Regions from separate parts of the Homo sapiens genome. Here region 2 is linked to region 1. Evidence: read pairs that join two places in POLR2A ChIA-PET (ENCODE). Cell type or tissue: endothelial cell of umbilical vein. All regions are shown on one strand. Links, peaks and the distances in the headings refer to the core of each region. The heading gives the core; the rest is flanking DNA. Region 1 overlaps KIAA1671. Region 2 has its middle 93 kb from the start of MIR6817.

What was found. Peaks named below come from ENCODE experiments on the same cell type or tissue, not always from the same donor. Only the 100,000 strongest peaks of a DNase experiment are listed, where the experiment ranks them.
Region 2: POLR2A ChIA-PET joins it to region 1 with 5 read pairs; 1 of 35 experiments calls an interaction of 5 or more read pairs at or near these places.

Annotation. Positions count from the first base shown.
Region 1 is chr22:24,976,568-24,991,891 of GRCh38, forward strand. The region is part of intron 1 of KIAA1671; the gene reads left to right. Among named protein-coding and RNA genes, the nearest start is that of KIAA1671, 32 kb to the left of the region's middle. In endothelial cell of umbilical vein, for the core only: no CTCF peak of the experiment used is centred there; DNase peaks (open chromatin) are centred at 8,654 and 9,444; H3K27ac peaks cover 2,948 bases.
Region 2 is chr22:25,354,739-25,370,062 of GRCh38, forward strand. It overlaps the pseudogene LRP5L. Among named protein-coding and RNA genes, the nearest start is that of MIR6817, 93 kb to the right of the region's middle. RefSeq lists enhancers at 5,194-5,693, 12,205-13,031. In endothelial cell of umbilical vein, for the core only: a CTCF peak has its summit at 7,586 (motif pointing right); a DNase peak (open chromatin) is centred at 7,583.

The DNA of each region.
Region 1 (15,324 bases), core at 7,596-11,595:
GCCAGACTTGGACACTCCCACCTGTGACGCAGAGAGCCCACCGGGCTGGTCGCGACATGAAGATGCTTTCAGCACCCAGCACCCCTGTGGGTGGAGGAACAGGTTTGGGCCCTTTCCCTGCCTGCTCCCCACATGCTGGGGCCCACCCCTAGCTGAGCCCATGGGGGACCTACCTCTGGCTGGGCCTGAGACTGCAGGAGTCTCGTGCAAGAGACGCACTGCCAGGTTGGGGTGCTTGGGCTGGGAAATGCAAGGGTGGAAACTCTGGCTTCCCGGGGACCTGCCAGTCATGAGTGGGACCTGCCAGTCAGGATTCGGACCATGTTATTGGGTCGGGGAGGATAGAGCAAAGCAGGTAGGCTCCCCTGTCCTGTAAGCCTGGGTTTGAGTCCTCTGCTTCACCACTTGCTGCCTGTGAAACGCAGGGGAAGTTCAATCCTCAGTTTCCCTGTCTGTGCAATGGGAACGATATTAATAGTAGAACCATCTCAGAGAGCTGTCATGAGGATTGACCGAGAGGCTGCCTGTGAAGTTCTGAGCCCAGTGCCGGGCATGTTGTCGGCAGCTGTTATTATGATTACTGTCAATGTGCTAATTATACTCACGTTTCCACGATCAGCATCAAACATATCCCTGTGTGTTTACTGGTGACCTTGCAACCTCGGAATTGTGTTTCTTTGAAAAAAGGGAAACTGACAGCGCAATGGAGGCAGGAGATGGATAATGTGACCCTTTAAAGGCCCTTTGTGTCCAGGACTTTTGGATAAAATGTTTGGCCCATGCCTGTTACCATGCGCTGTTGTCTGCTCCCCCAGAGCCTTGATAAACCGGGCTGGAGGCCTGGGTGAGGCTCAGCAGGGATGGTAGGAGGCTTCTTACCCCACAGCTGCCTCCTGGTAGCAGCTGCCAGGTCTGGCCTCATAGAGCCTGTGAGTCCAAACAGAAAGGCCTGAATGTGTCTGAGACCCTCTAACTCTGATTAGCTCAGGAATCCACCTCCCCCAGCCCACCCTGGGGCTCCAAAGGGCCCCACGGGTCTGATGTGCTGACACGCCAGGATCTTGGACTGGCTTCTCGCCCTTAGATTCCCAGGGTTGGGGGTTGAGGGGCAGGGCCTGCTGAAGCCTAGAGAGGGCAGGGCCTTGGCCTACGTCACCCTGCAAGTGGAGACAGAGGTTTTTTGGCTCTGGGCTCTGGGCAGGGACATTTTATTTATTGCTGAGTTGGCCTCTGTCCTCACAGTTTAATTTCTCAGCTTCCCCACATTCGGCACCGTAGTCCTTATTCCATACTCATAAGTGGCTTCTTGTCTTAAACAAACCAAACCAAAACGCTAAAAATGTCCCTGGACCTGCATAGCTTCTTGTGAGTGTCTTTCAGAACCTCAGGGCTCCAGCAGGGTGTGGAGCAGGAAATGATCATGGCCACCACCACCGTAATCATAGCAGTTAACGTATTGAACACATGCTGTGAACTGGGCACTCTGCTAGTCACTTTATACTGGTTAACTCCTTTCATCCCCGCAACAGCCCCAGGAGGCAGGTGATAGGGTTTGGCTCTGTGTCCCCACCCAGATCTCATCTTGAATTGTACTCCTATAATTCCCATGTGTTGTGAGAGGGACCTGGTGGGAGATAATTTGAATCACGGGGGCGGTTTTCCCCATGCTGTTCTTTTGGTAGTGATTAAGTCTCACGAGATCTGATGGTTTTATCAGGTGTTTCTGCTTTTGCCTCTTCCTCATTTTTCTCTTGCTGCTGCCATGTAAGAAGTGCCTTTTGCCTCCTGCCATGACTCTGAGGCCTCCCTAGCCATATGGAACTGTAAATCCAATTAAACCTCTTTTTCTTCCCAGTCTTAGGTATGTCTTTATCAGCAGCATGAAAATGGACTCGTACACCAGGCATTATTACTTTTATACCCATTTTGCAGATGAGGAAACTGAGGCACAGAAGCAAAGTAACTTCAAGGCTACCTAGCTAGCATGTCATAGAACTAGGTTTTGAACTCAGGCAGCTGGATCCCATGCCTGTGCCCTGGTGCCTGACTTGTTTTAAAAACCCCACTTTTAAAAATTGTGAAATATGGATACAGTTTACCATCTTAATCTTTTGTTTTGTTTTGTTTTGTTTTGTTTTGAGAGTCTCACTCTGTCACCCAGGCTGGAATGCAGTGGTGCAATCTTGGCTCACTACAGCCTCCGCCTCCTGGGTTCAAGAGATTCTCCTGCTTCAGCCTCCTGAATAGCTGGGACTACAGGCATGCACCACCATGCCCAGCTAATTTTTGTATTTTTAGTAGAGACGGGGTTTTCACCATGTCGGCCAGGCTGGTCTCAAACTCCTGACCTCAGGTGATGCTCCTGCCTTGGCCTCCCACAGTGCTGGGATTATAGGCATGAGCCACCACACCCAGCCAATCATCTTAATCATTTTTTTTTTTTTTTGAGACAGAGTCTTGCTCTGTTGCCCAGGCTGGAGTGCAGTGGTGCGATCTTGCCTCACTGCAACCTCTGCCTCCAAGGTTCAAGCGATTCTCCTGCCCCAGCCTCCTGAGTAGCTGGGATTACAGGCGCACATCACCATGCCTGGCTAATTTTTGTATTTTTTTTTTTTTTTTTTTTTTTTAGTAGAGATGGGATTTCGCCATGTTTGGCCAGGCTGGTCTTGAACTCCTGACCTCAGGTGATCTGCCTGCCTCGGCCTCCCAATGTGCTGGGATTAGAGGTGTGAGCCACCATGCCCGGGCAACCATCTTAATAATTTATTTTATTTATTTATTTATTTATTTATTTTTTTTTGAGACGGAGTCTCGCTGTTTTGCCCAGGCCGGACTGCAGTGCGGCTATCTCAGCTCACTGCAAGCTCCACCTCCCAGGTTCATGCCATTCTCCTGCCTCAGCCTCCCAAGTAGCTGGGACTACAGACACCTGCCACCGCGCCCGGCTAATTTTTTGTATTTTTAGTAGAGACAGGGTTTCACTGTGTTAGCCAAGATGGTCTCGATCTCCTGACCTTGTGATCCGCCCGCCTCGGCCTCCCAAAGTGCTGGGATTACAGGCGTGAGCCACCGCGCCCGGCCAATAATTTTTAAGTTTACTCCCGTTTGGTGGCATAAGTACATTCACATTGTTGTGCAACTGTTACCACCATCTATCTCCAGAACTCTCTCCGTCCTCCCAGACTGAAACTCTTCTACTCATGAACAACGCCCCATCCCATGCCGCCTCCCCACAACCCCTGGCAACCACTGTTTTATTTTCTTTCTCTATGAATTTGACTACTTTAGGCATCTGATACAAGTGAACCATACAGTATTTGGCCTTTTGTGATTGCATATTTTGCTTAGCAAAATGTCTTCAAGTTCACCTGTGTTGTAGCATGTAAGAATTCCCTTCTCTTTTTTTTTTTTTTCTTGAGACTGTGTCTTGCTCTGTTGCCAGGCTGGAGTGCAGTGGTGCGATCTTAGCTCACTGCAACCTCCACTTCCCAGGTTCAAGCAATTCTCCTGCCTCAGCCTCCTGAATAGCTGAAGAATTCCCTTCTTTTTAAAGGCTGGATGGATAATATTCCATTGTATGGCTAGACCACATTGTTTATTCATTCATTCATCAGTGGATGCTTGACTTGTTTCCACGTTTTAGCTAGTATGAATAAAATGCTGTAAAAATATCAGTTCAAGTCCCTACGTTCAGTTTCTTTGATTTTTTTTTTTTTTTTTTTGAGACGGCGTCTTGCTCTGTCGCCCAGGCTAGGGTACAGTGGCACAATCTTGGCTTACTGCAACCTCCACCTCCCGGATTCAAGCAATTCTCCTGCCTTAGCCTCCTGGGTAGCTGGGATTACAGGCACCCGCCACCACACCAGGCAAATTTTTGTATTTTTAGTAGAGACGGGGTTTCTCCATCTTGGCCAGGCTGATCTCGAACTCCTAACCTCCTGATCCACCCGCCTTGGCCTCCCATAGTGCTAGGATTACAGGCATGAGCCACCGCACCCAGCCCAGTTTCTTTGATTTTATACCCAGAAGTGGAATTGCTGGATGACATGCTAATCCTGTTTTTAACGTTTTAAGAAACAACCATATCATCTTCCACAGTGGCTACACTATTTTATATTCATACCAACAGTGCACAAGTGTTCCAATTTATTCACATCCTTGCCAACACTTGTTGTTATTATTATTTTTTTTTTTTTGAGATGGAGTCTTGCTCTTGTCACCCAGGCTGAAGTGCAGTGGCATGATCTCAGCTCACTGCAACCTCCACCTCCGGAGTTCAAGTGATTCTCCTGCCTCAGCCTCCTGAGTAGCTGGGATTACAGGCATGCGCCATCATGCCTGGATGATTTTTGTATTTTTAGTAGAGACGGGCTTTCACCATGTTGGCCAGGCTGGTCTCAAACTCCTGACCTCAGGTGATCTGCCTGCCTTGGCCTCCCAAAGTGCTGAGATTACAGGCATGAGCCACCATGCCCGGCCAACACTTGTTATTTTCTGTGTGTGTGTGTGTGTGTGTGTGTGTTTTTACTGTATCTATTCTTATGGGTGTGGCTGGCACATTATTTAATTTGTGGGGGATTTGTAGGCTCTGTATTTGTTGGGCCTCTGTGTCTATGTGAGCTGAGGTGCCGGGCAGGGGCTGGTTCCTGTTAGAATGTCGGTCACATCCTGCTGTGTTTTCTGGAAATACTTTGTTCTCCCTCACTGGACTGTGAACTTTCTGAGGATGTACCCTGGTGCCCCCAAGGAGAGCTGGCCTGGGTGAGATGCTGAAGAAATACTTAAGAACCCACTTCTCACTGACCCGGGGCACACCCTGGTGTGTGTCTTTGGTGGGAGAAAGGCTGGAGCCCCGCATCGCATTCTTCCAGGGTGCTCTATACTTCCTAGGGAAGAAGAAGCCCCTGAGTGCCTGAGACATGACTCTTAGCCCTGGATGCTCAGGAGAAACTCCCTGGGGAGCTTCAGAAAAATACAGATGCTGGGGCCACCATCTAGAGACTCAGGCTCAGCTGGTCTGAAGCAGGACCCTTGGGGATCTGTATTCAAAAGGAAAACTCGGCCAGGTGCCTGGCTCATGCCTGTAATCCCAGCGCTTTGGGAGGCCAAGGCGGGAAGATTGCTTGAGCCAGGAGTTCAAGATCAGCCTGGGCAACGTGACGAGACCCCATCTCTACAAAAAATAGAAAAATTAGCTGGGTGTGATGGCATGCTCCTCTAGTTCCAGCTACTTGGGAGACCAAGGTGGAGGACTGCTTGAGCCTGGGAGGTTGAAGCTGCAGCGAGCTGTGATTGCACCACTGCACTCCAGCGTGGGTGACACAGCAAAACTCTGTCTAACATAAAAGGAAAACTCCCCAGGTGATTCTTATGGCACCTGGCCTGGGAGGCATAACCATATATTACTGGATGCTGCCTGAATTACCTGAGGAGAGACATGTGTATATGTGTACATCATGGATAAAGTAAGTGAATGAATGAACAAATGAGTGTAGAGTCCCCCAAGCTCTGTCATCCACGCACCACTTGAGTGATGTTTCCACATCTTTTTACTTCTTATGTTATTATTCCTCTAATTATCTAAAACCACCCCCACCTCATTGTACTCAAATAATTCTATGTATTATTACTGTCAATTGATAACACCAGCGATGCTGGTTATAAGTAGATTACTTAAGAAATACAGGCAAAGGAAATCAAACAGTGTCATCAAGTTCCCACTAAATAAATGCCGCTTTCACTGCAGGTTTTTGGGCTAGAAGTGGCCTTACTCTCTCTTTGCTAAAAAGCGTGATTAGCAAGTGTCGCGGAAGTGTTAAAGACAGGCTGGCACCTCATGGAGACCTTCTCCTGGCTGGAATCACTTTTCTTCCGTGAGTCAGTGCTATTTAATGTCCATTCTCTGGACTGTGTGCCTCCCACACTCATCAATGCAGAGCTAGGGAATGAGGGTGTGTGAGGCAGGAGCCAGGTGGGTGCAGGGTTGTGGGTCTGCATGGGTGAGGGCCTGTTTCTTGAGCGGCCTTTGCTGGTCACTGGCATTTGCCCTGTGGGTGCTGGGGTAACTTGAGTCTAGGGCATCCCTTGCCCCACAGCAGCCCCAGAACCTCAGGAGGACCCAAGAGGCTTTTATCTCCAGGGTCACTGAGCTGGGATGGTCCCTGCCAAGGTCGTGGTGTTGGCTGGGCACAGATCCCAGAGGGCACAGGCCTGGAAGTTGGGAATTGGGAGGGAGAGGGAGCTTCTCCTGCCGGACCCAAGTCCTTGCAGGATGAGTGCCAGCGTCTTGGCTCCTTGAATCACTCATAGGGAGGCCAGTGGCCTGGGTGCTGGTTTCCCTGGCCTGCTTCAACCTGCTGTGTGACCTTGGATGAGTCCCTTGGCCTTTCTGAGCTTCCTTCCAGGCATCTGTTGAATTCATTTGGAAAGTACTCCTCTGACACCTGCTGTGGGCCAGGCTCTGTGCTGGGGGCTACAGGGAACCCTGCAGCTGAGATCCCTTCTCTCTTGGGGTCTGTGGGCTGGAGGGAGAGGCAGACCTGGCAGGAGGGAGAAAGAAGACCAGGATGCTTTGAAGAAAATGGGGGATGAACTTTAGCTGAGCTTCGGCTTGTGCTTTTCTGAGTGCACCTTAACAAATTATCACAATCTGGGTGGTTTCAAAACAACAGCACTGTGTTTTCCGACTTTCTTGAGGCTAATAGTGTCCTCAGAGCCACACTGCTTCAAAGGCTGTAAAAGAGAATCCCTCCTTTCTTCTTCAGCTTCCAGTGGCTTCCGGCAATTGTTGGCGTTTTTTGGCTTCTAGCTGTATGTCTGTGTGTTCTTTTTTTATAAGGACACTAGTCATTGGATTAGGGTCCACCCTAATGCAGAGTGACCTCATTCAGACCTAACTAATTACATCTACAAGGACCCTATTTCCAAAGAAGGTCGCATTCTGAGATTACAGGTGGACCTGAATTTTGGGGAGACAGTTTTTCTCCCATTACACTGAAGAAGGGCCATTAAAGCTCAGACTTAAAGGATGTGTGTATGGTGGGGGGGCGGGGGTGGTTCAAGGTGCGGTTGTTTGAAGCAGAGGGAACAGCTTGCGCTAGGGCTTTCTGGCAGGAGTGCGGCACAGAGGCCTGTGTGACTGTGCGGTGGGGGCTGAAGCTGGGGGTCTGGGGGCCTGGGGTATGGGGCCATGGAAAGGTGTTTGGAATTTTTTTTTTTTTTTTTTTTTGAGACAGAGTTTCACTCTTGTTGCCCAGGCTGGAGTGCAATGGTGCGATCTCGGCTCACCACAACCTCCGCCTCCTGGATTCAAGCAATTCTCCTGCCTCAGCCTCCCAAGTAGCTGGGATTACAGGCATGCACCACCACGCCCAGCTAACTTTGTGTTTTTAGTAGAGATGGGGTGTCTCCATGTTGGTCAGGCTGGTCTCGAACTCCCGACCTCAGGTGATCTGCCCGCCTCGGCCTCCCAAAGTGCTAGGATTACAGGTGTGAGCAACCGCGCCTGGCCGGTGTTTGGATTTAACTCTAAATGCCTCTCAGGGGCTTAAGCAGGGACATTATGTGGTTGCATTCCCTTTTGGAAGAAAGTCACTTAATTAGGAAGGGGCATGACAGTGACTGAGGGTACATGCCTTAAGGGTTACCCCCAAGCACACTGACATCCCTCCAGTGTTCTAAGCCTCAAATCCTTTGCAGATAGGTAGGGCAGTACTTTTATCTCTTGAGGAAATGCAGGCCCAGAGAGGTTAAGCAGTTTTCTTAGGGTCACACAGCTAGGGGAAAGAAAGCTCAAGGCCTCAGCTAACATCTTCAGTCTTGTAAGTTCTCAACACACCTGGAGGCAAAGGACCATCCTCAAATATAGCTGGGTGTCCAGGGCACGGGAAATAGCCCAGGACAGGGAGCACTGATTTTACACCTGTTGGTGAAGGTAATGCATCATCTGCCCAGTCAAGAGACGGTTTAGCTACTGGGCAAGGGATGAGGCAGCTTCAGCAACTTAATAAGCGTGGAATTAATTCCCTTATATGTGTGAGCTGCTGTGAGTCTTCCCATTCAGGACAAAGCTCAGGAGCAGAGGAGAAAAAGCAGGTAAAACTTTGGGAGGCCGAGGTGGGCGGATCATGAGGTCGGGAGATTGAGACCATCCTGGTCAACATGGTGAAACCCCATCTCTACTAAAAATGCAAAAAAATTAGATGGGCTTGGCGGCATGTGCCTGCAACCCCAGCTACTCGGGAAGCTGAGGCAGGAGAATTGCGTGAACCCTGGAGGCGGAGGTTGCGGTGAGCCGAGATCGTGTCATTGCACTCCAGCCTGGCGACAGAGCTAGACTACGTCTCAAAAAAAAAAAAAAAAAAAAAAAAAGCAGGCAAACAGCAATAAACGCTGACCTGTGTCCACCAAGGAGCATGTTGGAGGGTTGTTATAGTATCCTAGGCCCCGGGCCCAGATGAAATGGCAGGATAATTCCAACTGTTCCAGAAGCACGGAGCTGCTGTCTCTCTGATTTTTTGGATATATATTCATGTGGAAAAGAGCTTTCTTCTTATTGGGAAGTAAAAATATATCTCTATTCAGATAAAACATCTCTATTCACATTCCAAACTGGGAACATATCAATTTTCCCACACTGGGATTTAAAACGTAAATTAGGTGCTGTCTCCGAGGTATTGAGGATGCTAATATCCTCCTAAGAGATGGGCTTGTTGGCTGGATCTGAAATTCCCTGTGGAGTGAAAGGCCGTTATTTCCTGCTGTGTTTTGTTTCTTTCTTTTTTTTTTTTCGAGACAGAGTCTCGCTCTGTCACCCAGGCTGGAGTGCAGTGGTGCGATCTCGGCTCACTGCAAGCTCCGCCTCCCGGGTTCACGCCATTCTCCTGCCTCAGCCTCCCGAGTAGCTGGGACTACAGGCGCCCGCCACCGCGCCCGGCTAATTTTTTGTATTTTTAGTAAAGATGGGGTTTCACCGGGTTAGCCAGGATGGTCTCGATCTCCTGAGCTCATTATCCGCCCACCTCGGCCTCCCAAAGTGCTGGGATTACAGGCGTGAGCCAGCGCGCCTAGCCTTTCTGTCTCTTGTTTCTTTAGTTCCCTCTTTGTCTCAGCGCCTTTTGAGGGAGGAAGAGAGGGAGGGAGAGGGGGAGAGAGAGAGAGAGTGTGTGAGTGTGTGTGTGTATGTGTGTGTGTGTGTGTGTGTATGGTGAGGGGAGAGAGAGAGAGAGAGAAACAGAATGAGAGGGAGGAACTACTCTGTTCTCCAACACCAGGAGAAACCTCTCCCTCTGGAATAGCCCCTTCCCATTGAGGATTTTTCTCCAACTGTGTTTTGCGAGGGTTGTGGGGTAACCCTTCGGGAGGAAGCTGAGTCAGTAAGTGCCGATGCTGTCTCCTGACTGCTGGGTTGGGACTTGTGTGCGTGTGTGTGTTATGGGGGATGGGGACGTGTGAAAGACAGGAGTTAAATTTGGTCCCGGATCTGAACATGGGTTTCCTTCCTCTCCTAGTGAAAGGACTTATCTCAGATGAATCACGTCCTCTCTTTAGAGTTCTGGGCTCATGGAATGTCAAGGCCAGTCTGGCGCTCTTGGAGAGGTGCCTGCCCAAGGGATGTCAGATTCTGGTTTGTGACTCTGGAGGGGCGTTTGGCCACCCTAAGGGATGACGCTTGTGGCTTCAACCAGAGCATCTTCCCTATGTAGTCAGTCTTCCCTCGGTATCTGTGGGAGACTGGGTTACGGGATACCAAAATCCCCAGAAGCTCAAATCCCTGATATAAAATGGTGTAGTATTTGCATGTAACCTATACATATCCTCCCAGATGCTTTAAATCAGCTCAAGATTAATTATGATAGTTAATACAATGTAGATACCATGTAAGTAGTTACTATCTACATTGTTTATGGAATATGACAAGAAAAAAAAACTCTGTACCTGTTCAATACTGATGCAACCATCCTTATTTTTTTCCTGAATATTTTCAATCAGTGATTAATTGAATCCATAGATGTAGAACCCATGGATACAGAGAACTGCCTATTCATTTCATTCACCCACCCAACCACCCACCCACCCATCCACCCACCCACCCATCCACCCACCCATCCACCCATCCACCCACCCATCCATCCATCCATCCACCCACCCACCCATCCATCCATCCATCCATCACAAGCTTGATGCACAGCTCTATGCTGGGGGCAGGGCCTCATGGTAATTATCCACCATTTGTTATCTGATCATCTGTCAAGGCCCTGACCCCTTTCAGGCACTAGGGAGCATCCATAGAAATGAAGGACAAAGCCCCTTGCCCTCTGGAGGTCACAGCCTAAAGCAGGGGTCGGCCAGCTTCTCCTGTAGAGGACCAGATAGTAAATATTTTCAGCTTTGCAGGCCATAAGACCTCTGTCACACCTGCTGACCTCCGCCGTTTACTGCACAAGCAGCCCAGACAGGATGTAAACAAGTGGGTGTGGCTGTGGTTTGACTGCAATCACAACTTATGTATAGACACACACATTTGATTTTTATATGATTTTTCATGTGTCATGAAATACTGTTCTTTTGATTTTTTTCCAATGATTTATTTATTATTATTATTATTTTTTTTTTTTTTTCTGAGACAGAGTCTCGCCCTGTTGCCCAGGCTAGAGTGTAGTGGTGCAAACTCGGCTCACTGCAAGCTCTGCCTCCCAGGTTCACGTCATTCTCCTGTCTCAGCCTCTGGAGTAGCTGGGACTACAGGCGCCTGCCACCATGCCCGGCTAATTTTTTGTATTTTTCAGTAGAGACGGGGTTTCACCGTGTTAGCCAGGATGTTCTCGATCTCCTGACCTCGTGATCCACCCGCCTCGGCCTCTCAAAGTGCTGGGATTACAGGTGTGAGCCACTGCGCCTGGCCTATTATTATTTTTTGAGATGGAGTCTCACTCTGTTGCCCAGTCTGGAGTGCCATGGTGTGATCATAGCTCACTGCAGCCTCAAACTCCTGGGCTCAAGTGACCTTCTTTCCTGCCTCAGCCTCCTGAGTAACTGAGACTACAGGCACATGCCACCACACCTGGCTAATTATTTTATTTTTTGTAGAGGTGGGGTCTTGCTGTATTGCCCAGCCTGGCCCTAAGCAATGCTCCCACCTCAACCTCCAGAGTAGCAGGGATTACAGGTGTGCACCACCAATCCTGGCTAAATGACAGCTAGTCTGATAGACTCCTGCTAGATTGGGCATATTATGTCTGCTTTGCAATTGAGGATACTGAGACATGGGGAAGGAGAATGACTTTCTGAAGTAGAACCTGGATTTGAGCCCAGCCTTGTAGTCTCTGACCCCTGTCATGTCTGCCTTCTCTCCACACATCTCCAGAGCTCTCTGCCCTGCAGGGGGTCCATCTGCAGCATCACAGGACTGTCAAGACTCCTGCCTGGGCGGGGCACGGTGGTTCACGCCTGTAATCCCAGCACTTTGGGAGGCCGAGGCGGGTGGATCACCTGAGGTCAAGAGTTCGAGACCAGCTTGGCTAACATGGTGAAACCCCGTTTCTACTAAAAATATATTTTAAAAATAGCTGTGTGTTATGGCGTGCATCTGTAATCCCAGCTACTTGGGAGGCTGAGGCAGGAGAATCACTTGAATCTGGGAGTTGGAGGTTGCAGTGAGCCGAGATCGCGCCATTGCACTCCAGCTTGGGCAACAAGAGTGAAACTCCATCTCAAAAAAAAAAAAAAAAAGACTCCTGCCTGGATCTCAGCCCCCCAAACTGGGAGCACTTGTTATTTTTAGGGTATCTCTATTCTGACCCCCGCTCAGTGGGAAGGATTCCCATTTTTGCTTCATATGATCCTTTGGGTAGAAAATCACTATTTATGTTAGTTCTTCAAAAATGGGTTTGGGGCTGGGTGTGGTGGTCATGCCTGTAATCCTAACACTTTGGGAGACTGAGGTGGATGGATCACTTGAGGTCAGGAGTTCAAGACCAGCCACATGGTGAAACCCCATCTCTACTAAAAAATACAAAAATTAGCCAGGCATGGTGGCTAGTGCCTGTAATCCCAGCTACTTGGGAGGCTGAGGCAAGAGAATCTCTTGAACCTGGGAAGTGAAGATTGCTATGAGACAAGATGACACCACTGCACTCCAGCCTGGGTGAAAGAGCGAGACTCCATCTCAAAAAAAAAAAAAAAAAAAATGGGTTTGGGTGGTTTATCTCATCTGAGAATTGTGGTCCGGTGTCAGACCCAAAGATGGGGAGGGAATGGGGCAGGGAGCTACTGAACACCAGGTACTGTGCTGGAGTTTTCAGTGTCCATCTGGGTTTGGTATCTTCCCCATCTCACAGTTGGAAAAACTGAGGCTCAAAGAGGAGCACTGACTTGTCCAAGGTCATGCAACTAGTGATTATGGAGCTGGGATTGGAATCCAGGTCTCTGACTCCCTGTACTTTGTGCTGGTGTTGAACTCCCAGGCCCAGTACACTCACCACTTCTTCGTGGAGGGAGTTTTGAATCAATCTTTTTTCAAGGTCCCTTTGGTTCTGGTTTCCCCTGGTTTCATGTCGAGGGTGAGTAGGAAGGGGTGTTCATTGTCTTCCTCTCACCCTTGTGTTCAAAGCCACATTGTCCCTTCTCTTGGTCCCCACTGTCACTGAATTCATCTTGGCCACCCCGTCTCCCACCTGGAGGATGGCAGGAGTATCCTGCCCCAGCTCCAGGCTTCCACCTTTGCCATTTAGTTTATTCCCCACTGGGTGCCTGGTGTGCTTGCAGGGGGGTCACAGCCCTGCTGACAGCCTCCTCTTCATTGAGGTCTCAGCTCACATGGCACCTCCTCAGAGAGCCCTCCCCATCCCCTCATCTAGAGTTGCTGCCCCTCCACCCTGACTTCTTATAACCCTTGCTCTATCGCCTTCATAGCCCTGGTCAACTCTGAGCTCAGTCTCTTCACTGCTGTAACAAGGGAGCTAGGGCTGCATGGTCTCTAAGATGAAAATTCTGAACTCCTAAGCCCTGGGAATTTAGGGCTGGTCAGGGCTCAGGGGGGATGCACTGGCCCAAGGCAAGAGTGTGGGAGGAGGGCTGACCCTGAGCCACAGGAAAGGGAGAGTCCCTGGGTGGGGAAGAAACTATTTGGGATGAGTTCCCAAAGCTTAGCAAGAGCTCAAGAGCCCCTTTCCCCACCACTCCCCAAGAAAACACGCACTATTGTCTTAGCTGCAATTTTGGTGCCGGGAGGGTGTGCGGGGTGAATGTCCGCCCGGCAAAGGGACTTCTGCCAAAGGGACTCTTGTTTATTTGAGATTTGAACAAAAAAAGGCTGTCCTCTTAAAACCACAGCCCCAGAAACCTTGTTGGGTTTTGGGATCAAGGCAGAAGATGGTAGAGAGCTTTTTCTAGCTCTTTGTTAAACATTAAAAACATATTCTTTTGATAGAACATTATGAGCACCAGACGGCAGGAAAAGGAATATTCAGAAGCCCATCATCATTGGGGAAGCACAATGAAATTTTGGCAAGGTGATTTATTTTTTATTTTTTTATTTTTTTAGACAGAGTCTTGCTCTTGTCACCCAGGCTGGAGTGAGTTGGTGTGATCTCAGCTCGCTGCAACCTCTGCCTCCCGAGTTCAAGTGATTCTCCTGCCTCAGCCTCCCAAGTAGCTGGGATTACAGGCACCCGCCATCATCCCTGGCTAATTTTTTTATTTTTAGTAGAGACAGGGTTTCACTCTGTTGGCCATGCTGGTCTCGAACTCATGACCTCAGGTAATCCGCCTGCCTCGGCCTCCAGAAGTGGTAGGATTAAAGGTGTGAGCCACCTTGCCTGGCCTGTTTACTGTCATGTGTGTTCCTCCCTACATGACTCAGTACCTCCAAACATACACATATATCTCACACCCACCCTACCTCCTGGAAACATGTTCCCTGGCCCCACACACACCATGCACACACCATGCTCACACACATGTGCCTGCCCAATGTGCGCCCACGCCAGCAGCAGCCCTGGGTGGTGGTATGAGGTTTGGGCTGCAGAACCACCACCTCCAACCCAGCGCTGACATGGACAGGCCACCTCTGGAGCGTCACCATGTGGGACACAGCAGGCACCTGCTCACGTCCTGGCCTTGCCCTTCCTTGAAGGGTGGAGCAACCATGGTCCTCTGGTGACCCTACCTTGCGGGTGGGCAGCTTCATGCTGGTCTTGGATTCCTGCCAGAGGCTGGAGGCCTGGTCTTCCCTCCTCATTTGTAGGAAGGGCTCAGGGCTCGGTGGGTAAGCCAGACACTGAGCTAGGTCCTTCTTGCCCAGCTGGGGAAACCGAGGCTCGGGTGCCACAGCGGAGGTCACAAGCCAGGACCAAAGGCTTCTGCTTGACCACACTGTCCCACCCCTGGCCCAGGGCTGGCCAAGCAGCTCCAGTCACCCAGGCCTTCTCTGAGGAAGGGACCCTTTCTTCTTTAATTTTATTTTTATTTTTTTGAGGAGTCTCACTCCGTTGTCCAGGCTGGAGTGCAGTAGCTTGATCTCAAGTCACTGCAACCTCCGCCTTCCGGGTTCAAGCGATTATCCTGCCTCAGCCTCCTGAGTAGCTGGGACTACAGGCACACACCACCATGCCCAGCTAATTTTTTTTGTATTTTTAGTAGAGACGGGGTTTCACCATGCTGGTCAGGCTGGTCACGAACTCCTGACTTCAAGTGATCCACCCACTTCGGCCTCCCAAAGTGCTGGGATTACAGGCATGAGCCACCATGCCCAGCCCCTTTCTTCCTTATTTTTAGGAATGTCCCCTCTTTTTCTCCCAGTCCAGCAGGGCAGATCAGCTTTGTGGCTCTGGAATTGACAAGATGAGTCACCTTGGACAGACAGTTCATCTCTTTAAGCCTCAGTTTCCTCCTTTCTTGTTTGTTTGTTTTTTTGAGACAGAGTCTTGCTTTGTCCCCAGGCTGGAGTGGCAGGATCTCGGCTCACTGCAAGCTGTACCTCTGGGGTTCAAGCGATTCTCCTGCCTCAGCCTCCCGAGTAGCTGGGACTACAGGCACGTGCCACCACGCCCGGCTAATTTTTTTTTTTTTTTTTTTAGTAGAGACAGGGTTTTACCGTGTTAGCCAGGATGGTCACGATCTCCTGACCTCGTGATCCGCCTGCCTCAGCCTCCCAAAGTGCTGGGATTGCAGGTGTGAGCCACTGTGCCTGGCCCAGTTTCCTCCTTTCTGACGTGGGGAGAATAATAATCCCCATAGTCACTGAGTAATTGCGAGGGATCATGGCCATAATCTCCATTCAGAGTTTATTTTAGAGCCGGGGATGAGTGTAAATAAGCGTGGCGT
Region 2 (15,324 bases), core at 5,526-9,525, 380 kb after region 1:
AGGGTGAACCTGAAAATGTGTGGGAGCTTGTCCTTCAGGAGGGTCTGCCTCTTCGTCTCATCGACACTGATCGCCTGCAGAATGGCAAAGATACAGGTCTGGATGGGCCAGGGCCATGCCAACGAGAGCCAACCCTGACCCTGCCTCGGGCCTGAGCTGCCCCAAACGAGACGGGTTCAACACCCAGGAGCCTCAACTTCACCTGCACCTTGCCAGGTACCATAAAACGCCAGGTATCACGGCTCTCCAGGGGTGCTGGATAAATGACGTTTTTTCTTTTCTTTTTTTTGAGATTCTGAGACAGAGTCTCTCCCTGTTGCCCAGGCTGGAGTGCAGTGGTGAGATCTCGGCTCACTGCAACCTCCACCTCCTGGGTTCAAGCGATTCTCCTGCCTCAGCCTCCCAAGTAGCTGGGACTACAGGTGCCTGCCACCATACCCGGTGAATTTTTGTATTTTTAGTAGACAGGGGGGTTTCACCATGTTGGTCCAGGCTGGTCTTGGAACTCCTAACCTCAGGTGATCCGCCTGCCTCAGCCTCCCAAAGTACTGGGATTACAGGTGTGAGCCACCGTCCCTGGCCTGAATTGTTCACTTTAAAATGGTTAAAATCATCAATTTTGTGCTATGTTTATTTTATCACAATAAAAAAAATCATTGGGCTTGGTGTGGTGGCTTATGCCTGTCAGTCATCCCAGCACTTTGGGAGGCCAAGGCAGGTGGATCACTTGTGCCTCAGGAGTTTCAGATCAGCTTGGGCACCATGGCGAAACCCCATGTCTACAAAAAAATATGCAAAAACTAGCTGGATATGGTGGTGTGTGTCTGTAGTCCCAGCTACTCAGAAGCTGAGGCAGAAGGATCACCTGAGACCAAGGAGATGGAGGCTGCAGGGAGCCGTGATCGCGCCACTGCACTCCAGCCTGAGCAACTGAGCGAGACCCTGTCTCAAGAAAACCACTGCTGCAACAGTACAAGGAACAACACCTGTGGCCTGGCGTGCCACAGACACGTGAGTGAGTCCCTGACCTGCTCCCATGGGTAGGGGGGATGCATGAAGGCAAATCATCCTCAGCGGCCCAGAAACATGGGCCTTGCCAAAAAAAAAAAAAAAAACAACATTTACAAGGAGCTCCAACAGGAAATGGCCACATCTGCAGCTTCTAGAGTTTTTGTGGGAGGGGCATCCACTCAGCCCTTTCCATCCCTGGGTGTTCCCCACCCTGAAGGTGCTGAGGCTCCTCCCGCTCAGAAGCAGGGTCTGAAATCCTGCAACACAGACACACACTCGTGTTCTCCATCCCACCCTCCCCTGCAAGCTGCCTGGTTCGGGCCTCCCCTGGGAGCCCTGAGGAGAGCAAAGGTGACCCCGATGGTGACGTCAACAAGGACTGATGAGGCTCAGGAAAATCCTTCAGAAGTTGCTGGGAACAAAGGGAGGCGACTACCCCGAGGAGAGGCACCAATGTCACCTCGATGGGTGACAATGTGCAATGGGGACACATGTAACATATTACTGGCACCAAGAGCACCTCAAAAAAACTGCTCAATAGAGGCAAGGCACGGTGGCTCACGCCTGTAATCCCAGTACTTTGGGAGGCTGAGGCAGGTGGATCACTTGAGGTCAGGAGTTCCAGAACAGCCTGGCCAAATGGTGAAACCCCGTCTCTACTAAAAATGTAAAAATTAGCCGAGTGTGGTGGCATGCGCCTGTAATCCCAGCTACTCGGGAGGCTGAGGCAGGAGAATCGCTAGAACCCAGGAGGTGGAGATTGCAGTGAGCTGAGATCGTGCCACTGCACTCCAGCCTGGACAACTACAACAACAACAACAACAAAAGCTCAATAGAAGCTCCACAGGTGAGCAAAAAGCAAGCTGCCAAAGCACGCCCACAGGACAAGGCCACTGAAATCCAACCACAGTGGCAATGCAGGGCTGCACCCAGCATAGGGAGAAGAGACAGACATCCACAGAAAAACAAAACTGTCTTCAACTGCTTGGGAACGAATCAACAAACTCAGGCCAATGGCTGCCTCTGGCTTCAATGACACTCATGTTTTATGTCTTAAGTGGGGGCAGTGGATATGTTATTAATTTTTTGTCTTGATTTTGTATTGTTTGTGAAATAGTTTAAGGCTCACAGTAAGTGGCAAAAGCAGTGCAGAGGTTTCCCGTGTCCCCTTTACCCAGGCTGGCCTTAAACTCTTGGGCTCCAGTGATCCTCCCACCTCAGTCTCCAAGTAGCTGTGACTACAGGCGCCTGGCCCAATGATAACATCTTACGTAACCACAGGACGTTGTATAGCGCTACCCTCTCAAGGCGTTTTTGTCAGAAAGTACTGTAACTACTTTATCAAGCATTCCGCTTGGCCAAATAGCAGAGCACAGGCACCCATTGGTGCCTTGGTGATACGTATGTCAGGCTGCAGGGGGTGGCCGGGCCTGGCCTCTTAGGAGCCCAGGGACAGCCGGGCAGGGCCAGGCCTCCAGGATCAAATACCTCCATGGGAGCCTCACCTCGATCTTGTCTGTCTTGGCATCTCCCCAGTAGAGCTTCCCTTCCTGCAGGTCCAGGGCCAGGCCGTTGGGCCACCCGAGGGAAGCATTGACCAGCACGCGCAGCTCCTGCCTGTCCAGGTTGGCACGCTTGATTTCAGGGTTCTCTCCCCAGTCTATCCAGTACGTGAGGCTGGAGAAGAAGCAGAAGTCCATGACCCCATGCATCTGTCTAGTTTCTGTGGCACCCCCACTGCTAAGAGCAAGGCCCGTCCCCGAGCCGGCCCCCATCACATGGCTAAATGTTGGGGTCAGTAAATATCGGCATTGGTAAATGCTGGTGTAGGTAAATGTCGGCGTCGGTCAATATCAGTGTTGGTAAATGTCGGTGTCAGTAATTGTCAGTGTTGGTCAATGTCAGTGTTTGTAAATGTTGGTGTTGGTAGATGCTGGTGTCAGTAAGTGCTGGAGGACTGAGCATGCCAGCCACAAGCCCAGTGACCAGAGTCCCTGGGGGCTCCCCTGGGACAGTGGTGCCCACTTCCACCCTGTGCAGGCTTCACTGCACCAGCCCTTAGGACTCTGAGGGGCCAGGAGCTCATCTCCCATCTCAAACGTCAGTGGATAGCAATGACCCTGCCCAGGGTCTAGGGCAGCCTCACATCTGACTGGTGGGCTGAAGAAGCTCAGCACCCAGAGGGAGGAAGGGGCAGAGCGCAATCTTCTGCATACAGCTGAAGGGCTCCCCTGTGCAAAGGACAGGTGACTTGTTCCCTGTGGCCCCCCAAGGAGGGAACCCAGATCCTGGGGTGGCAGCTCAGGGGTGGAGGTTCTGGGGCCTCAGGTCACAGCCTCTGCTTCAGCTGTGTCTGACCCAGCCGGCCAGCCCCTCTGCCTCCCACTTCCAGCTCGGTGCCCCTCCCTAGACCCCATGACCTCACATGTCAGACTGCCAAGCCCCATTTCCCTGGGATCCTCAGACTCATGAAACCAGGGCTAGGAGGGACCTTGGAGTTGGCTTCCCCGTCCCTTCCTCTTTCACAGATGAGGACACTGAGGCCCATAGAGGCAGTGACTTGACCAAGCTCCTGACCTCAGGGCCATGTTCCCTTCACTGCAGCTGGCAACCAGTTCCTGTGCCTCCTCTTGCTAAAGCCCTGGGGGACCCCACTTCCTACCATCATCCGCCCTCCTCGGGGCACAACCCAGCCCGTCAGCCACCGACATGGAGCAGCTCTCTTCCACGTGCCGCCATGCCCTGGGGTCCATGGAGGGCTGCTTGGGCCCCACCATCTGCCTACTGTGCTCCCGCTGCCTGCTGCCTGACATGCTGGCTTCTAGACACCAGCTCACTTGCAGGAAAAGCTCCCCAGCCAGCACACTGGCAACCCCCAGGGCCAGGCCATGAGCGCAGGCTTCATAGCCTGCAAATCCTCTGCCCGCTGGGTACCCTGGGCAAGTCACTTCACCTGAGCTTCGGGTCCCAGAGCCATGAACCTGGAAACACACCTGGTGCCTACTAAGTGCTCCACAGAGAGCAGCACTGCGACTGACCTCCCAGCTCCTCCGGGACTTCCCATCGGCACCCCCAGCTCCACTGCACCTCCTCCCTCAGGGTCTGCCCATTTAGTGTTCTGGGTTATGAGCCCCCAGGAAGGCCCCTGGCTACAGCAATCTGAGCCGCTGTGGGGGGGGTCTCAACCAACCGACAAGCTCTCTGCTTTCACAGACTTCTACGCTGGAAAGCTGGAGCCATGCTGTCAGCCCCAGCCACACACCTGCCACCTCCTGCTGTGTGACCCTGGCCAAGTCCCTGAGCATCTCTGGGCTTCACTGTCCTCAACTGTATAACTACCTACCCTCCTGGATGAAAAGACCCATGGTGTGCAAAGTGTTAAAAGAGGCCTGGCCTGGCCAGGCATGGTGGCTCATGCCTGTAATCCCAGCACTTTGGGAGGCCAAGGCAGGTGGATCACCTGAGGTCAGGAGTTCGAGACCAGCCTGGCCAACATGGAGAAACCCCATCTCTAGCAAAAATACAAAAATTAGCCAGACACGGTGGCAGGCACCTGTAATCCCAGCTACTTGGGAGGCTGAGGCAGGAGAATTGCTTGAGCCCGGAAGGCAGAGGTTGCAGTGAGCCAAGATTGTGCCATTGCATTCCAGTCTGGGCGACAGAGTGAGACACCATCTCAAAAAAAAAAAAAAGAGGCCTGGCCTGTACTGTGGTCAGTGTCACAGAGGCTGCCCTTACTACCACTACTGTCGTCCTGGAAATCACCCAGGTGGACTGTTCCATTCTACAGATCAGGAAGCTGAAGCTAGGGGAAGAAAGGGCTCACTCCAGGTCTCCAGGGCTTTCTATGCATGGACCCAGCAGCAGCACCGGACCACCTGGGTACTTGTTAGAAACCCAAGTCCTCAGCCCTGCCCTGGAGCTCCTGAATCAGCACTCTGGGGATGGGGCCCAGCCGCTGGTGTTTTAACAAGCCTTCCTCCAGGTTCTGATGCAAGACAGTGTTCCAGAATGACTGGTCCAGGTCAAGCTCCCTCTGCTTGGCCTGGCCCTGGCTCCAGGCCCCACCCGTCTTACCCCATCTCGGGATGCAGTGCAATGGCACGGGGCTCGTCCATGTCCTCTGACACCAGGATCTTGTGGGAGGTGCTGTTGAGGCACGTCACCTCGATGTGTTCAGTGCCTGTGTGGGTCCAATAGAGGCTTCGGGCCACCCAGTTGACTGCGATGTCATCGGGGTCGTTGATCTTGGTGTTGATCAGCGTCTGCGCCCCAGACCCATCCAGGTATGCCCTGCGGATGGCCCACACCTCGTCATCCGTCCAGTAGACGTGGCCCTCCATTGGGTCATAGTTGATGGCGATGGCATGCTGGATGTCGTCCAGCTGCAGCACGATGTCGGTGAAGTCCGGTGTGTCCAGCGAGACCCTCCATTGGTCCGTCTACCGGGCCAGCAGCAGGACCTCCTTGGCTCCTGTGGGGACAGGTGCAGTGGGCCAGGCAAGGGAAAAACTCAGCCAGGTCCCCAGGGCTCTCCTTGCAAAGGCTGGTAATGTTAGGTGACACGCACCCAGCCCATGCTACGTGGTCACTCGTTCATCCTCATGACAGGTCTGGGAGGCTGGCACTGTTTTCTCATTTTATAGATGAGAGAACTGAGGCACAGAGCCAGGCCATCAGGCTTCAACCGCTGGATGGGAGCTGCCTCACAGTCCCCCTTGTCTTCTGCCAGCCCCTCTCCTGGCCACACACCAGCCCCAACCACAAGTCCCACCGGGTACCGAGCTGAAGACCCACCTGCTGGCCGTGCTGCTCAGCGTCCCCAGCACACCCACCCCACCTTGCAGGGGCTCACCCTTCCCGCCCAGCTCAACGCCACCTCATCCCTGAAGCTCTCTCCCTCCCCTCCACCAACGAGGGCAGCTTCAGGTCCCAGGACCGTGCCTGGGGGGGCTCCCAGGCAGGACCAAACGTACCCATCAAGTAAATCACCCTCTTTACTCACTGCCCAGATGCTCCCGGGTCACTGAGATGAAGGGAAACCCTGGTTCCGAAGCCCAGGGGCACCAAGAGCTAACACAGTTTTGTGGCCACTTGAGACACCAGGCAACACAGGTGCAAGATGAGAAACACCTCCAGGGCATGCGTTCTGGTCACGGCTAGACCCAGGGCCCTGGCTCCTTGGATGGGGCTCCACCGTGGCCTCCACACAGCTAGGCCATCAGAATGTAGCGATGACCCCCAGTAACTCAGACCTGGTTTCTAAACAGGGTCCCACAGAGAACAGGTAAGGCACTGTCCATGCACTTCCAACTGCGTTTCAGAACCACCCCATGAAGCAACCACCCCACAGCCACCTGGGTCTCTGCTGCACCCCAGGCCCAAGCCTGCTGCTGGCTAAGCAGGTTGAGGCCAAGCCTCTCCAAGCATGGGTGGACAGGCTTCAGGGTGGCACTTACGCAGGTGGATGAGGGGAGAGCCTAGTCCTCTCAGGATGTCCCTGCAGACAGGCTGGACACAGCTGGGGACAGGAGGATGCTGAGGTGATTCTAGTCTCAAAAACCCCCTCTCTAGCTGAGGGAAAGATTTGCCGGACCTCAAGATTCGCACATATTAAATCCCCAAGGAAAGTTCTCTGCTCTGGGCATCTGTGCCTTGCCAAACTCACCAGCGTGGCCTGACAGCGTACGGCCGGCACAAGAGAGGCTCGACTCAGGCTCTCTCGGCAGCCACAGCAACACTCAAGAGAGCAGCTGAGCAGCAGGGCCCAGGGATCAGCTGTGGACGGGGTCCTGCTGCTCAGGCCCAGCAGCATGTAAACCCAAAGACCCCCCACCACCCACTCCACAGGACACCCCCCCAAGCTTTCACCCATGGCCCTCCAGTGGGCTTCTAAGTTTGGGGGGCAGGGGCGGTTACAGGATTCTCTTATGAACCCCCTGTGGCCCACCTTCTACATGCTCCTGACCCCCCAGGGCCCGGGGATCCACACACAGTGGCATCAGCATTTCTGATTGTGTCCTATGACCCCCCAGTTGGGATTTTTCAGAGTTTCCGGCAGAAGTTGCATGTGGAGACCCATGCAGACTCGGGGCCCCCAGGGTGCCCCATAACCCTGACACGGATCCTTCTGAGGCTGCTGGGGTCAGGATGTGGCTCCCTCCCCGAGTTAGGGCATTGTTCACTGATTTGTTCCAGACCTTTCTGGTTTCAAGGATGCACAGAGCCAAGAAGGTCAGGGTCAGAGATCCCCCCTCAACATCATGTGGCCATGCCCCCACAGTCACAATCCGCATGGGGGCCCGGGGCTGAGCCAGCCCAGAGCATCCCTCATGCCCTGGCCCCTAGACCTGGCCCTGCAGCCAACTGCCAGGTCTCCTGAGTGCCCTACCAGGCTGCAGCCTTCAGCCTTCAAACAACAGTAGCCCCCTGCGCCCAGGCTCTGGCTGTTGCCAGGAGGAATGCAGAGACCTGAAGAGCTGTTCCAGGATCCCGGCGTCCAGCATTTCAAGGAAGGACAGGAGCCCCTTCTGAATCCTGCTCCAAGCCCCCTCGTGCATAATCCGATTCATCCACTAGAGGGCGCCCAGGTGATGGTGACAGCGGCACAGGCCCAGGGCTAGGGAAACGGAGGCAGGCAGGCTGGGGACAGTGAGGTGGAGGCAGCACTCAGAAAGTGCCCCAACTGCCTGGCTACAATGGAAATCTCTGAGAGCCAAATTCAGATCTGGTCAGAGGCGTCTGATTTGGTGTGTATTGGTAGGGGGAGGGGGATCTCTGAATTTCAACAAGTTTTCTCCCTCTAGGCTCCACTCCCAAAATGTTCTGTTGACATTGGACCTGTCCTTCAAGGCCCAGGTCACACGGCACCGCCTCCTCAGGGAAGCTGTTCCTCCCCACACCCCGGTGGATGGCTGTCCCGTACCCCCAGTCTGCCCCATGGCCAAGGCACCACCCCTACTGGCTCACTGGGGTCCTGGCAGAAGCCCTCTGCTCTCCACAGCCCCTAGCACAGCCCCACGTCCACAGCAGCGCTACATCCAGGGATGAGCAGGGAGAATCTGAGACCGAAACCTCTGGGGCCTGCCCGTGCTTGGTGACCTCGGGCAGGTTCCTGCCCCTCTCTGGGCCTGTCTCCTCATCCACAGTGAATAACAGCCAGGGCTGATGGTGCCTGAGTCCCTGTCTAGCTATGACTTAGAGGGGACCATAGACTCCACGAAGGGTCCCTGCTTAATCAGCCACGGTGGGGAGATCACAGTCCTGGAAGTCCTCCAGGGCTTGGCTGGGAAGAGCCCTGTCCACACGGTGTCTACAGAACTTTCCAACGAGACTGCCAGGCACAGCGTGAGACGAATCACGCTTGACCTCAGCAGTGTGTCCATCATGGCCCCACAGAGAACGCCAGTGCCAGACAGAAACCGGCATTTGATCCCAAAACACATTCCAAGCCTGCCTTGCTAGCTAGTTCCCTCCGTCGTCCTAAGAAATCACTAAAGTACGCTAGGCGCAGTGGCTCACGCCTGTAATCCCAGCACTTTGGGAGGCCTAGGCAGGTGGATCACCTGAGGTCAAGAGTTCAAGACCAGCCTGGCCAACATGGCAAAACCCTACTAAAAATACAAAACTATGCTGGGCTTGGTGGCGCACTCCTGTAACCCCAGCTACTCAGGAGGCTGAGGCAGGAGAATCACTTGAACCCAGGAGGCAGAGGTTGCAGTAAGCTGAGATCGTGCCACTACACTCCAGCCTGTGCACTGGAGTGAGACTCCGTCTCAAAAAAAAAAAAAAATCATTAACACAATTTTCACACACTACCCCTCGAGCTATGAGGATGCCCCATCCTACTGACAAGGACCCCAATCCTCAGAGAGGGTAGGCTCCCGGCCCAAGGACACACAGCTGCAAGAGGAAAGCTCACTTCACTTCGCTTCCTCAAATACTTCAATCCCAGGAGCCAGCACATCCAGGAAGCGCGTTTGTCACTTGATGCCTGGCTGCCTCCATCATCCCACCAGTATCTCTGTAGGAACCTACTTCAGGCCAGGCCCTGGACCAGCTGCTAGGGAAGGAGAGGTGGATGAAACAGACTTGGGATCTGCCCTCTGGACGCCCTTGGGGTCACAGGGCAGAGACCTTAGGTGAACGACACCATCCGTGAATACACAGCCACAAACTGTACTGTGAAGGCAGGCTAGGGTTATGGGGTACGTGCAGGGGACCTGCTGAGATTGAGAGGTCTGTTCTCCAGCTCAAGAGCCTCTGGGATTTAGGTAGCTGTCACCATGTGGCAGGTTCTGGCGGGGCGTCCCAAATGGGCCTAGAACCTTCAGGGACTGAGCACACCCAGCCCTAGCCCTCTGTTAACTAGGTCAGCAAAGGGCCTCCAGTTCCACCATCAGGAACCCATTCTCGGCATCCCATCCAATTACTTAGGAATAAATCAAACCTCTGTGGTGAAGCAGTCCTTTCACTGCTGGGATGAATCTGTAGGTGTTTACTGACTCCAGGGAGGAGTCTCTGACACGCCTCAGGCTACAAGGCCCCTGAGGTTTTTGAATTTTGCAGAGATTGTGACACCTGGGAGAGAGCCAGGACCCAACCTATTTGCCTGAAGGTCTGAGTGAGCTGTGAGCAGTACAGAGGTGACCCCAGTGTGGTGGGGACTCTGTCCAGCCAGGCTGGCAGGGAGCAGCTGCAGAGAGAGTCCCACCAGCCTGGGCTCTGCCAGATGCCTGCCAAGGCTGGTGCCCACAGCTGGCCTCCAGGAGGTTGTGTGTGTAGTGAGGTCCGGGCAGCAGCCATGGCCACAGGTAAGCAGGCCTGGGGTTGGGAGGGGCAGGTGCAGGGGACTGTGTTGGGCTATAAAGAAGAGAGGCCAACTCCTTCCCTGGGACCAGCTACAGAGCCTTGGTAGGAGTTTTTCAAACACCAAGGAAGTAAATTGTTTGGAAACTAACAGTTTGGCCAAATGGTTTTCTTTGGGGTTGTTTAAACAAACAGCCAGCCCCACAATGTTGCCGGAAAGTGAAACCTTCCCCTCGCCCGAGCCTCCTCCAGGCGGGTTTCTGACCTCTCCCTTCCTCCTTGCACGCATGCAGGAGAGAAGGGCCACATCCCTTCCACGAGCCAAGCACAGGGCAGGGGCAAGGGCCAGGCAGGGTACAACTTCCTGGTAAGCAGCCTTGTCCTCAAAAAGCAGTCCTAAGGGATGGGCCAGTGTCATGGACATGTCTGTCCCTGCCCACCTCTGCCCCCGACCACATGGACACCCAGAACCTGTGGGGGGCTGCAGTGACACATCGCCGCCAACCAGGTGGCTTCTAACATCAGAAATGTACCCCGCCGCCAAGACCTGCAACCCAGAAGTCAAATGTCAAGACATCTTCAGGGACAGACTCTCTCTGAAGGCGCCAGGGGAGGATCCTTCCTGGCCTCTTCCAGCTTCTGGAGTTGCAGGAAATACCTGGGGTTCCTTGGCTTGTGGCCGCCATCACACCAAGCCCTGCTCTGACTCCATGCAGCCTTCACCCGAGTGTCAGTGTCTGCTCTCCTGCTCTCATGAGGACACCAGCACCGTGGATATAGGCCCCCTACTCCAGGGTGACCTTGTCCTTGCTTGATTACATCTGCCAAGACCCTGTTTCCAAATTAGGTCACAGACACAGGTTCCAGACGTCAGCATATCTCCTTCAGGGACACGACTGGACCCATACCCAGTGGGGAGCGGCGGGTAAGAGGAGCGCTTCAGTGGAAAGCCAGAGGCAAGTGTGCCAGGCAGGGGGGCGGCCTGGGCCACTGCACGGAGGCCAGAGAGAGGGTGGCCCGAACCTATCGCCAGGGCTGATCTGAACGTGGAGGCCCAGCGCCCACCAGCATTGACGTTGCCCCGCCCGCCACGGCTCTCTGCTGAGGCCCCAGTGCGTGCAGGATGCTGGTGCAGCTCCGAGCCCAGCCCTGTCCTCCAGGAAGCCTCAGGCAAACAGCCCGCCGTGCCTGCAGCAGATCCCAACCACAAAAGCAAAGAGACTGCCACCTTCACACAAAAGCCGGGAAGGAAATGCGCTCAAATGTCAATAGTGGTTATCGTAGGACGGGTCCTATCCTTCCTTCCAGCTGTCGGACAGAGGTCAGCAAGCACTCTAGGAAGGGCCAGAGAGCAAATATGTTCGGTGCTGCGGCCTACACAGTCTCCTTCCCATCTCTTCAGCTCTGCCGCCGCTATGGGAAGGCAGCCTGCCTCAGACAACACAGCTGGGAGCAAACTTGACAGACGAACATCTGTTAAAACTCTGCTGGGTGAGCTGTGGCCGGTGGCCCACAAATCCCCAAGCCACACCCCAGCCTCATCTGGGCACTGCCGGGAGCACAGCCTAGCCACCCTCTGGACACGGCCCCGAGAGCCACCAGCCTGGGCACGTGTGGCCCAAGTGGCATGGCGCACGCCACTAAGCCCACTGCCCAAAGGCCCCCAACCAGGAGGGATGTTCGGGCGACAAAAGTCAAAGCAACAGGGGCATGTTCCACCGAGGATGGGGCTGGAGGGGTGGCAGTGAGGGACAGCAGCTTCCAAGGACGGCAGTGGCAACTCCCAAATAAGGCCCCACTCCTGCTGTTTTTAGCTCATTCCACATACTTGGAAAAACATGGCAGAAACCGAAGCCAGCTGCTGCCTCGGTCCTGGGGTGGTGTGGAGGGGCTGGGGAGGCCGGGGGGCCCAGGCTCTGCACTCGACTGCTGGCGATGAGAGTGACTCTGAGCTGCAGAGAGCAGCATTGCAGCCGCCGTGGTCCCACTGAGCCCTGGCCACGCTGGGCAGCAGAGGGCTGCTCACAGGACATACCTGCCTTGTCTCATGGGGGCCACTTCAGGAGGGGCGGGAGAGCCAGGACACAGAGCCCAGGGCCAGCAATCACCCTGCAGCTCCAGGGCCATGTGAATAGTGCCGCCCTGCAGGCACACAGCAGCACAAGGACCCCCACACATCCCTGCCTCTAGGGGGCTGCCTGTGCACCCCTAGGAATGCTACTCCCTGTCCCCTGGGTCCCGGCATGACCACCCTCTCAGCCCCTTACTTGGGGAAGGCACCCGACTGCCTACACCAGGCTGGCTTTCATTTGCTCAAAATCAGGAAAAAGCAGAATTCAAGACATCACAGAAATGTCTTCGCCTCTAACTCCACGAAGCATAAACGGTCAGACACCCAGAAGAGAGTCCCAGGGACCCTTGAGTCTCACCTGAGGCTCTGGCTTCAAACCCCAAGATGTTTCCAGCTGTGCCAGCGCCGCCCCCGACAACTTACTGCACACAGGCCTCCCTTGGGAACTCGCAGATTTGGGCCCCACCTCCCCACCCTGTTCCTTCTCGTGGACTGGGTGGGTTGGGGTGGGGCTAGGGACTCTGGATGTGTCATAAGAGTCTGAGTGGTCCTGACACAGCTGGGCCCTGCCCCCATGCTGGTCTTCGCCCCACAGGAAAGGGAACCACATGCCTGGAGCGCCCAGCACAGCCCCCTCTGTCCTCCCCAGGCTGCCTGCCAGCAGTGTGAGCTGTGCTCCCCATTGCCCCATCAGCCTCCCCAGCTCCTCCTGGCAGCACCCAGCCTTGGAAGCTACCTCTGATTGCAACCGTCGAAGGAACACTCGCTCTCTCAGCACTGACCCAGACGGCCTGCACCATCGCGCTGCTCGGCACGGCCCGCACGGCCATCCTCCAAACCCTGTGTAGTGGGGAGCATAATCACCCCTTTTACCAATGGGGAAACTGAGGCACCGAGAGGTTAAGTCACTTTCACAAGGTCCCAACACAATGACCAAAAACAGAAAGCCAGCCCGCAAGTGGAACTAGGTGCTCCAAGTCCTGGGTCTGCCTGACACCGCATTTCCTCATCACCACAGTCCTCGGCAGGCTCCCAACTACAAACTAAGCCATGTCCTCCATCCTGAATCCTCTCAGCCTAAACGTCACTCCCAATGCCTCCCTCCGGAACAGGCACAAGTCCCACCAGCACACCCTCCTTCGTTATCTGCATTTCTGCCACCCCAGGGCCAGCTCCGGAGCCCTCACCACACGGCCTCTATCCTTCACCCCCGGACACTGGACCTCACCAACCCACAGCCAGGAGATCCGCGTGTGACCCCAGGGCCTCCTCTGCCTGACTCTGAATTCCACTGCCCAACGTGACACCTCGGAAGGCTCCCTGGGCACTGGCAGCCCTCCACGGGCACTGCGCCTTCCGGCAAGCTCTGACATCCGGCTGGTGAGGTGCCCTGCACGAGGCCTCTGCCCACCGGGACCTCAGAGTCGTGCTGTCAGCTACAACAAGCAACAGAATTTCACATTTTCTTCATGTTGCCCCTGTGTGAGCAGCTTCTATCTCCACACGGTTTTCAGTCGAATCGAGGTGAGGTGAGGCGTCTTCACCTCACCTCACCGTCCGCAGCCATGCTGCACAGTTAATTCATGCCCGCCAGGCACACAGCCGCAACACAAACGGGCGCCTGCCGCTTGGAAGGCCAAAGAGGAACAGAGAACAGCTACTGTGCTCAGGTGACAGGACTGTGGTCTTTTAACAAAACGTTTTCCTTTAATGTGATATTTTATGGCAAGGAATAAAACCTGGAGGGCAGGACGTTTGGATACTAACGCCCCAGGCTGCCATGTGGTCTGCTTTGTGAGGTCTGAAGCCCAAGCCCCATTCTGGCCCCACCCACAGATCCGTCTCTGACTCACCAACTTCAATGCCAGGCTCCGCCTGTCCTCCAACCAGAACATGAGTTCCTCATGGACAAAGCCATTTCTCACCCATCTCCATCTCCCTCTGGATTAAGAAATATGGAAAGATCTTCTAGAACCACCTCAAATTTGCAGAGAGCCACCTTGGTGACAAACCCTTGAAATGCTTCTGAGAAGAGTCTAGGTTTCTACTCAACTCTAAAACCTCTAGAAAACTCTATTTCCCCTTTTCCATACCAGCTGCCCCTGGAACACTTCAGCTTCAAAAGGGTCCAGGGCAGGGAGACAGAGAAGCCAGCATCCATGTCCAGCACTGCCCGCTTAATTAACCGGAAGCCCCGTGGGGCCCATCTCCAGGCACCCCTGAGGCCAGGCTGGGGAACCATGTTTACAAAAAAAGTGAATTGAAACGCTCACATCCTCATGCAAAACAAGACTCCCGGTTGCATCCTTCTGTCTCATCGAGGAGCATTGTTCTCTCTTTGACAGAACACCCAAACACAGCATCTGGAGCCAAAGCAGAAAGATTGAGGCTCAGAGTAAACCAGTCCCCGCACTGGCTGCATGTGGATGTTCCCAGCCAGAGTCCCACCCAGGCAGGGCCTCTAAATGACACAAAATGTTTCTCTCCTACATGCCTGTCATGCTCCGACTCAGTTATGTGTAAAAGTGCCTCTCACGGCTGGGGGCAAAAACAGTTTCCACAAGACCAGACAAAGCTGACCCTTGATGGCGGAGTCTCCAGGGAGTGTGGAGCTGCATGCTCAGCCCCTGTGGCCCTGACAGCTCTGGACTGGACAAGCTTCCAACAGGAAGGGCAGGGCGTGCTGCTAGTCCAGCGGTCCAACCTCACAGGTGTCTGTGGTGTCAGCTCCATGCCACAGAACCACCAGGGCTGGGGCCAGAGCCACCAGGCCCCCTGCCAGCCTGCAGGGGCCTCCTTCTCTGAGTAGCCCACCCACCTTCTGTGGGCGCAGGCAGCCTCTTCTAATCACCACAGGGCCTGCCCCAGCTGACCCCCACCCACCCCCTTGCAGGAAAATGAGCCCTGAGGACTCCCCGGGGCTGCTTTGGGCCTGGACATGGAGACTGGGAGTGACATTTGCAGAAGGAGCGCAATGCCCTTGAAGGGCTCAGCCACAGGCAGCCAGTCCCCAGGGCTCAGAAGACCCAGCTGTCAGAACCCTGGGAGCCAGCAAAGAGCCAGCGGTTCCACCTAAGTCTATGGCCCCTGCCTCTACTGGTTGGAAAAGAAATCAACACCCCCTTACTGGCTCCCAATGACAGCCCACTCCCCCGGGTGTGGGAGGACTCTGGGACAATGCAGGCAAATCTGGACCCTGAGCGAACCTGCCCCGGCTCTCACGGGCCTGGCACCAGCCACAGCACCTAAGGCGCTGGTCATGGTGACAGCATGACGGTAATAAGTGCATGGACAGTGGACGTGGCAGGTGAACACTGGGCACCCACTGCATGCCAGGCACCGTCCACTCCTGGATGAGCAATGGCCCTTTGCAAGCCAGGGTAGCCTGGGCAAGTTATTTGAGGGTCTCCAGGCTTGTCCAGCTGTGCAACTTC